Linked DNA regions of Homo sapiens: region 2 is linked to region 1. The links are chromatin loops, found by intact Hi-C in ENCODE. Cell type or tissue: right lobe of liver. All regions are shown on one strand. Each heading gives the region's core, and the rest is flanking DNA. Links, peaks and the distances in the headings are about the cores only.

What was found. A loop is a pair of places that touch in the nucleus more often than their neighbours do. Peaks named below come from ENCODE experiments on the same cell type or tissue, not always from the same donor. Only the 100,000 strongest peaks of a DNase experiment are listed, where the experiment ranks them.
Region 2: a loop joins it to region 1, with 10 times the contacts of the local background. A loop is called at or near these places in 1 of 110 quality-filtered maps.

Annotation. Positions count from the first base shown.
Region 1 is chr16:52,406,949-52,411,355 of GRCh38, forward strand. No RefSeq gene overlaps it. Among named protein-coding and RNA genes, the nearest start is that of TOX3, 140 kb to the right of the region's middle. In right lobe of liver, for the core only: no CTCF peak of the experiment used is centred there; a DNase peak (open chromatin) is centred at 1,793; H3K27ac peaks cover 2,285 bases.
Region 2 is chr16:52,295,394-52,299,800 of GRCh38, forward strand. LOC107984901 (a long non-coding RNA gene) reads right to left here. Exons shown (of 6, transcript XR_001752185.2): 6 at 1,614-2,447. Among named protein-coding and RNA genes, the nearest start is that of CASC22, 39 kb to the left of the region's middle. RefSeq lists an enhancer at 2,218-3,417. In right lobe of liver, for the core only: no CTCF peak of the experiment used is centred there; no DNase peak of the experiment used is centred there; H3K27ac peaks cover 1,611 bases.

The sequences.
Region 1 (4,407 bases), core at 195-4,194:
TCTTATTAATCATAAGCCTCAGCAGTTCAGAAACCTTGTTCTCTATCTTCCCTGCCCCTTTTTCACCATGCCTAGCAAGAGTTTATATTCATAGCCAAAGCTAAATACTATAAACTGGTGTTAATATTTACTGGAAATAAAGTTAATTTAGCTAATGAGCTCTAAATACAGTATATAGCTTTTTAACCATGCAGTGTTTAGGAAACACTCCCTGAAATCTTGGCATAACTGAGAACTAGATGGGACCAAACAGCAGCTGGGAAATAGCACGTTGTAAGTGCAGGCTACCCTCAGTAGCAGATTCTCATTTTTCTTACCTTTGATTTTCCACCTAGTAAACCATGGATTACCTTAAAAGAAAGGGAGGGATGAGTAGCTTGGCAGACAAGAGACTTACCTCAGACCCTTAGGGTTGGGGATATCTTTATACCTCTGTGTGACCTCTATTCTACCCTAGTGACCTTTGCTTCATGGTCATTTGAACCAAGAAAGGAACCCATTTCCCATGTACAGGCAATTGGAAACAGTATTGAGCACCATGGACTCTAAGAAGATGCACCTGAACACGAACCAGCACACAGAAAAAATAAAATAATTGGAATTTTTTTTAATTCCATGCTTCAAAGACTTCAGTTTTTTTCCCTCTTCTGCCCTGTTAGAAGCTTCCACTTGTGCTTGTAAGATTCGTGACTGCAACTGCCTTAATAAGTTCTTTCTCTTCCGAGCAATGAGTTGATCCAGCCTTGTTTGGTACATCTGTTATAACACATCGCAGACTCTCATAATTATTCTTTTATGTAATTCTACACATTCTGATTAGCTGTGTCTGTTCCAGGCAAGCAGTAGGAGTGTGCTAAGTGCCCCTCATTCAAAAAGAGTTCTTCAAAACAGTACAAAGTGAAATTAAAGTAATTATTAAGTCATAGAAACTAAACACAATTCCATAATAGGCAGAGGGCTGGCAAATAACTAGCACACTACAGTCAGAGAAATGTGTTCAGGACTGCTCTCTGAAATACTTCCTGGTATCAGGTTCTTGGTAATGACACAGAGTGAGTGAAGAGGAAGGAAAACAGATTCGAGGGCCACTTTAAGATTTAAAAGGAGCCTTCTCCTCAACACTGATGGGGAACTCAAGAAGCAGTGTTCAAGAAGAAGAGATGGGTGCAATACTATGTCTAGAAAAGCCTGCCTTCTTGAGCTCATCTCTTTAGCTCTCATGCATATTCTGTGGACCAAGAAGTTTTTAGTATAGAAGAGACAATTAAATTCCAGCTTTTCACCATTGTACCTCTTGCACCAGAGTGAGTAATAGGGCAGAGTGCAATAGACTTAAATTAGATTGCAGCAGAACATGTGTACTGACCTTTTCTCAGAGCAGATCTATTTACTTTATAATGCAGTTCAACTTGTAGGAACTGATGTACTCCTAGCTGGAGTAAAGGTTAAGAAATATGTGCATCTTAATTCATCTGGATTTCAACTCTGCTCTAGTCTTCTGCTTATTGTATAGACCAACATGTGCTGGCCCCAACAAAATGGAGAAAGCAACATGATTTGGAAGTTAGTAATGCATGGGCCCCTCTACCGCTTAGTGCAGTGGTTTTCAAAGTGTGGTTTTAGGCAGGATTGTCAGTGTTACCTGGGGTCTTGTTAGGAATGTAAATGTTGAGGTCCTGTGCCAAACCTACTGGGTCAGAAACCCTTTGTTTCAACAAGCCCTTCTGATGCATGTTAATATTTGAGAACTGTGTGTGTGTGTGTTTGTGTGTGTGTGTCCCCTCCAAGTGCTTTTGATGTGTAGCCAGAGTCAATAATCACTGATGTAATTTCCTGTCTCCTAAAAAATGGAATGCAGCAGGTACCACTGGTGACACACAAATGTTAAGTGGTAGACAAGTAACTTCGCATGATCTGGAAGGTGTGATTTAAAATGGCAGTGGAATGTAATTTTAAATAATATTGAATCTCTTGGTGAAAAAGTGAATCTTTTTCTATCCTTGTCACTGTTCAAAAAAACTTTGTTTGTTATGAACAGAGACTCTATTTTCTCTCTAACCTTTGTTAATCTTCCTTTTAAAATAAAGACAGAGCAGGGCCCAGGCTCAGAACCTCTAGTATTCAACAGCATCAAGACATAATATGATTAATATTATTAAATGTTATTTGGGTTGTGTTTATGGGTTGCTTTTTATTTATGTCAAATGACACTGTTTTTCACTATATGATAGTGATGTATATTTTTCCTTTTAATTAACTTTTTCTCAAAGAAGTATGAAACAATTTAAAAATACATATTTGGCAAGTCATTCAAATAATATATGGCTATCAGGAACTCACTTACAAGACAGAGAGGGAAGGCAATTTCTTTGGCAGTGTTCAGTCATTACACATTATGCCTAATTTCCAGCACCGGCTCCATCTCTATCTCCAGGCCTCGACCCTCAGAAAGAGGACCTGAAGCCTGAGATATTTGCCATCAGTGAAGAAAAATTTCATTATGGTTACTACACAATTTACTAAGATAGAAAAGTGACTCATACATTTCAGAACAATGTGTCATCACAAAATTTGAAATCAAAAGGGTTCTGAATTACCCAGATGATTAAAATGTCAAAAATAGCCCATTCCTCAAAATTCAGGGTAATTGAATTCGGGTTGATCTTGAAAAAAAAACTTAGATTTTTTTCATTTTTATAAAAGCAATGAGATTTTTCAATATAATATTTGGAAAAAATAGAAAGAAGAAAAATATCACATCATCCATTGTTATATTCCATAAAGAGACAGTAGTACTATTAAGATTTTGGCCAGTTTTCTTCCAGTCCTTTTTTCTCCATTTAATTGTCACACGCACACACACACACACACACACACACATATATATATACACACACAATTCTGTGCCTTACTTCAGCATGAGAGTATAACATTTTCTTTTATATTTTAATTAGAGTTTTATTGTATAGATAATAGAAAAGTAAATAAATCACTTTTAATAAGGGTCTCTATGACCACAATTTCAGTACAAAAAGTACATCTTTTGGGTTGCTTTTGGCTGCAAATAACAGAAAACCCAACTCAAATTGGCTGAAACAATAAAGATATGTATTATCTCACATAACAGAAAACCCAAAGTGGAGTAGATTATTCTACAATGACCGGCTTGACAGTGACAATAGGACCTGGGTTCCTACATCTTCCTAGTGTGAGCTTCATCCTCAGACTGGTAGTAAAAGGGTTCAACAGTTCTAGGTATCAAGGCCAGTTTCCCATGGGAAAAGAAAAAATAATATTTTTACTTAGACCTGTCTTAGAAAAGAGAAAATGTTCTGCAGAAATTCCCCAACAGACTTCCCCTTACCTCTCATGAGATGGAGTTGGGTGACATGCTCACCACTTCTGACCCAGTCATGGGTCAGGGAAAAGAACTTTACCTGATTGGCTTACCTCAAATTCCTTAGGAGGTGAATCAAGTACCTTTCCCTCCAAAAAAAAGGAAAACAGATAGGGAGGTCTTTTTAGCATATTGACATAACAAATAATGTGGTGCAACGTTTAAAGAAGATATTTAACATTTCTCAGTGGCTAATTGATTTTACATAGTGCATAAAATCTAATGAGCTTCTAGTTTAACTCCTAGTCCCTCTGTGTTTTAGTCCATTCTCCTTCTCTGTCTTTATTTACTCACCATTTCCAAGATAATTTTACATTCTAATCAGTCACTATTTTCCCTTGTTTCATAAGTACACATTTTCTTCCCCAATGATGTCCTAATCAGGTTTTACTTCAATTCCCATTCCATATCCAACTCCTGATATTTTCTTATATTTGTAGAGCATCTCTTAGGTAAGCAGAATTTCCCCTCTACCTTTATGGGTTTACCTCCTACAGTAAACATGTCTTGCATTTGTCTGTCCAACATTTACTCCCCTAGTGTCTTGCTGATTGCACCCCACATTTCCATGGAGAAATACACTTCCCCTACTTTCAATCCATATGACTCAAATCTCCAGTCAACAGAGAATCATGATCAGACAGTAACAATGAATACTTCAAGGATGGACAATTGGGTCGATTGAAGTCTGTTAGCCTGAATTCCAGGACTTTTAGAACTGATTTGCTTTTTGTTTGGGTTGCTAATGGGATTTAAATCTGGAAATCCTGGCAGCCATCTTGCCACCAAAGAGACAGCCTGCCTGGGAACGAAGCCAACATAAGTTAAAGAAGATACAAACCAATAGGTGGAGAAGATGAGACTAAACTCTCAGAACAACACTGGATTCCATGGAGCCAGCCATGCTCGAAACACATTCACCTCTGGACTTTTCAGATGTGAACAAAGGCCTTCCCTTTTTCACTTAAGCTAGTTTGAATATAATTCTATCTCTTGCAAACAAGAGAGCT
Region 2 (4,407 bases), core at 322-4,321, 110 kb before region 1:
CAAATCAGCATTTCACTTTCAATGCTAAGGATGGAAATGACTTTGGTCAAATCAACCTAAAACTGAAAAGCCAAGAAGGAAAAAACGATGTTTATATAGTTGATGTGAATCAGTTCAATCAATTCCTACAGGTCATAGACTTCTCCTTGTCTCAGAGCCCAGTAAATATTACTGGAGAGAGAGAGAGAGAGAGAGAGAGAGAGAGAGAATGAAGAAACTGCCAAAAAATGAACAAAAGAGGGAATGAAAGGAATGTCCATCTATGCAAGCAACTCTTGGTTGCAATATTACCTTTTTCCATATCACAGAGGATGTTTGAAGAAAAATATTACTTCTAAGTGCATAAGCACTGACCTGCTTTAATAATTCAGATCAGAGTACAGGTTCTAAGATCTTCCAGAATGTTGCATTAAAATCTAAGATACACAAGGCAGGAAAAGGTATAGTCAAATTCGAGGGCACAAAAGTCAGCCACCATGGGTGGGCTGGAAAGGGGTGAGGGGAGTTCTCCCTGCAAAGTGCCAGGGAGAAGGTTTTGCTGATGCCAGAGAACAATGGAGACAGGGAAGAAGTAGGGAGAGTCAGAGGCACCTCAGATTAGTTTGTTTTTCCTTCCTATAGATTTCTATGTGTTTGAAATCTTTGAGACCTTTTTTCCCCTTTGTCTTCTGAAACACATGAAAATGTTCAGTGTAATGCATTTGTCATCAAGGCAGATAAAGCACATCTGCAGTCAGCCAAGAATAATGTAGCAATGGCCCAATTGTGTCTGGGTCTGCATTTGACTAGCTGTATGCAGTTCTCCAACCTGGACAAGGTCAGAATGAGTTCCTATCACCAGGCTTTATCAAGTAGCCATGAGTCTGGACAAAAGCAAATCATGCGTGTTCACTGCATCATTGTTTGCAATGCTGAAGACTGGGAGTGGCCCAAATATTACTGGAAGGGGAATTGATACTTACACTATGGTGAATTCAAATAATGCAGCTCCATGCAAAGCGTTCAGGCAAAACAGCTAGATCCATATGGAGTAACATGGCTAAATTGTACACATTTAGTGACACATGTAACTGTAATATAATTATTTATGTGTGTTTTATTTATAAATTATATACATGTTCAATCATACTAGTATATTTTATACCTTCTAAAGTATATACTAGATGAAAATAAAAAAGAATGAGATGAAAAATAAAAATGAAAATATTTTTTTGTTGACCCCAGTGGATTATGTTGCAGACATAAAATTTGAAGACCATAGCTCTCATATATAGTGTTAACTGAAAGGGACACAGTATCTAGCATTTCCTCTAGCAGAGGCATTGGCAAACGTTTTCTATGAAGGGCCAAATAGTAAATATTTTCAGCTTTTGGGCCAGACAGTCTCTGTCACAACTGAAAATACTCAACTCTGCCCTGGTAGTGTGAAAGTGGCTGTGGCAATATGTAAAGAAATGCACATGGCTGAGTTCCAATAAAACTTTGTTTACAAAAAGGACTGCCTTTAGAATTTCACCTGTGGGTCATAGTTTTTTGACCACTGCTCTGGTAAAATATCATTTGTATAAAAGCCAAAAAACACACGCAACTTACTTGAAGTTTTCACAACTGTATAAATGTTTAACACTGAACTTGTATTGACAGAAAAGGGGAACAGAGTTCATTGCATCAAATTCCTGTTTGACAGCAGTAATGGTCATCTGTGTACTACTTAATGGCTTACACATTACTTTCTCAAACCTTATCTCTCTTGATCCTGATGATGACATTTCCAGATAAGGAAGGCAGGTAATATGATTTCCATTAGACTGATGAGAGAGATAAAAGGCCACAGGGTTGGTTTATAAGGTCTAGAGCCAAAGCTGGAATCTAGGACACGCGGCTCCACAATCTCATCTGAATTTGACCAAACCACATTGCCTTGATTCTAGAAACATGTTTCCAACCAAAATTACCAAGGCTTCACATGAACTCAACATCCTCACCAGCATGTGGGTCATGGGAGTGTGCTAAGCGTCTAGAATGCAGGGATATGGATTGAATTGTTGATATTTTATTTGGGAAGTGTAAGTCCCCAGTGGTGAAGGGGAGGGAAAGGAAATGATGCAAAGTATCTATGGAGATGGCCTCCTGGATTGACCACTGGTTCACAATGAGCCACGATGCAGCACAGCAGGACCCCAGAGTCAGTATATTTGCTTGGCACTCTGGACTTTTCCAGAAGAACTGTAAGGAGGGACCATATCATAGAGATGAGAGGGGAAAATTGTCTGTTTGGCTCTTTCCTGTCCTTTGCTTTCCATTGATTTCAATGGGATAAAACAACATAGAAATTTCAGTAATCTTATCCTATAAATTTTGGTAATCTCCATTAGTGCTGTGGTTCAATCTGAGAAGACTATCACCGGGGCTTCTGTTATGATCCCATGGGCAGTTTCTTCAATCACCTACAGGAGATAAAAGGGTGAGTGTTATAGGATGAAAATATCACCCTGCTTTGTATATGTGTGTATTTTTAAATGAAACCTGTAGAATTGAAAAATTCAGAAAGTTATAAAGGATGTTGTTATAATTATCAGTGTATCTAATGGATGATGTCAGAACTATTGAAGTATCTACCTTATTTGTGATAATATATATTTTAAGATAATAAAACATGACAGGTAAAGATGAAGTCTCTTATGTTTTCCTCCCTATGCTTTCTTTTGAGGCAGCTGTTCCCATGAGTCTGAATGTATATAGTCCATGTTTCATACTTTTCCTATTATGTGTTTATGTTTGTGTATAGATATCTACACACATATAGTAGGTGTATATATACAAGGGAATTTCAAAAATTTCAAAGAAACTGCATATTGTAAATAAATTATGCATGCATGGAGTTTGAAGTTTTTTAGCAACAAAAGAAACTCATGCTAACTTGTAATAACATGTCTGAACAGGATCTACTATGAGGCACTAAGAAGGATAAGACATCAATTTGAAAAGAGCCCCCATCAAAGCAACAGAATTCTGCAAAAATTGAGTCAAGAAGAAAATATTAAATTTATGGTGAAGCTGAAGTGGAAAAATGGGGAAATCACTGATCCTTTATAAAAAGTTTGTGAGGACAGTGCCCCCAAAGAAATCAGCAGTTTACAAATGGATAAGTCATTTTAAGAAGGGATGAGATGATGTTGCAGATGAAGCCCACAGCAGCAGACCATCCACACCAATTTGCAAGGAAAAAATTTATCTTGTTCATGCCCTAATTGAAGAGGACTGATTATTAACAGCAGAAACAACAGCCAACATCATAGGCAGCTCACCTAGTCCAACTTACACAATTCCAACTGAAAAATAAAAGTTGAGCAGTTTCCCTCAATGGGTAACAAAACATTTGCACCCAGGTCAGCCACAGACAGAAAGAGAACCTTCAATGGAAATTTTAAACAAGTGGGATTAAGATCCTGAAGCATTTCTCTGAAGAACTGTAGCAGGAGACAAAACATGGCTTTATCAGTACCATCCTGAAGACAAAGCACAATCACAGCAATGGCTACCAAGAGGTGGACATGGTCCATTCAAAGCCAAAGCAGACAAGTCAAGAACAAAGGTCATGGCAATCATTCTTTGGGATGCTTGAGGCATTTTGCTTGTTGACTTTCTGGAGGGCCAAAGAGCAGTAACATCTGCTTATTATGAGAGTGTGTAGGGAAAGTTGGCCAAAGCTTTAGCAGAAAGAAACCCAGGAAAGCTTCACCAGAGGGTCCTTCTCCACCATGATGATGTTCCTGCTCATTCCTCTCATCAGACAAGGGCAATTTTGCAAGAGTTTTCACAGAACATCTTTGGGCATCCACCTTACAGTCCTGATTTGGCAACTTCTGACTTCTTTTTGTTTCCTAATCTTAAAAAAAAACCCATAAAAGGCCCCCAATTTTTTCTCAGTTAATATTGTAAAGAAGACTGCACTGATGCGGTTAAATTCACAGGACCCTCAGTTCTTTAAGGATCGACTAAGTGGCCAGTATCATTACTTACGAAACTGTCTTGATTTTGATGCAGCTTATCTTGAGAAATAAAGTTTATATTTTATATTTTAATCCTTTAATTCCATTTTTTCACAAACTTTTCAAAGTCCTTTTGTATAATAGTGTGTAGAGTACATATATATATTGTATGGTAGAGTGTATATATATACAGTGTGCACATATATGTATTTATGTGTATGTATGTGTTTGTGTGTGTGCATATATAAAATACCTAAATAAGAGAAAAACTCAAATGCTTAACAACATGATACTATTCAAATAAATTAAAGCCAACCCACACTATGAAATATTACATAGAAATTTAAAAAATTATAGGCAGAACTATACATTCATGAAAATATGTGAGTTTTGTTATTAAATAAACCAAAGCAAG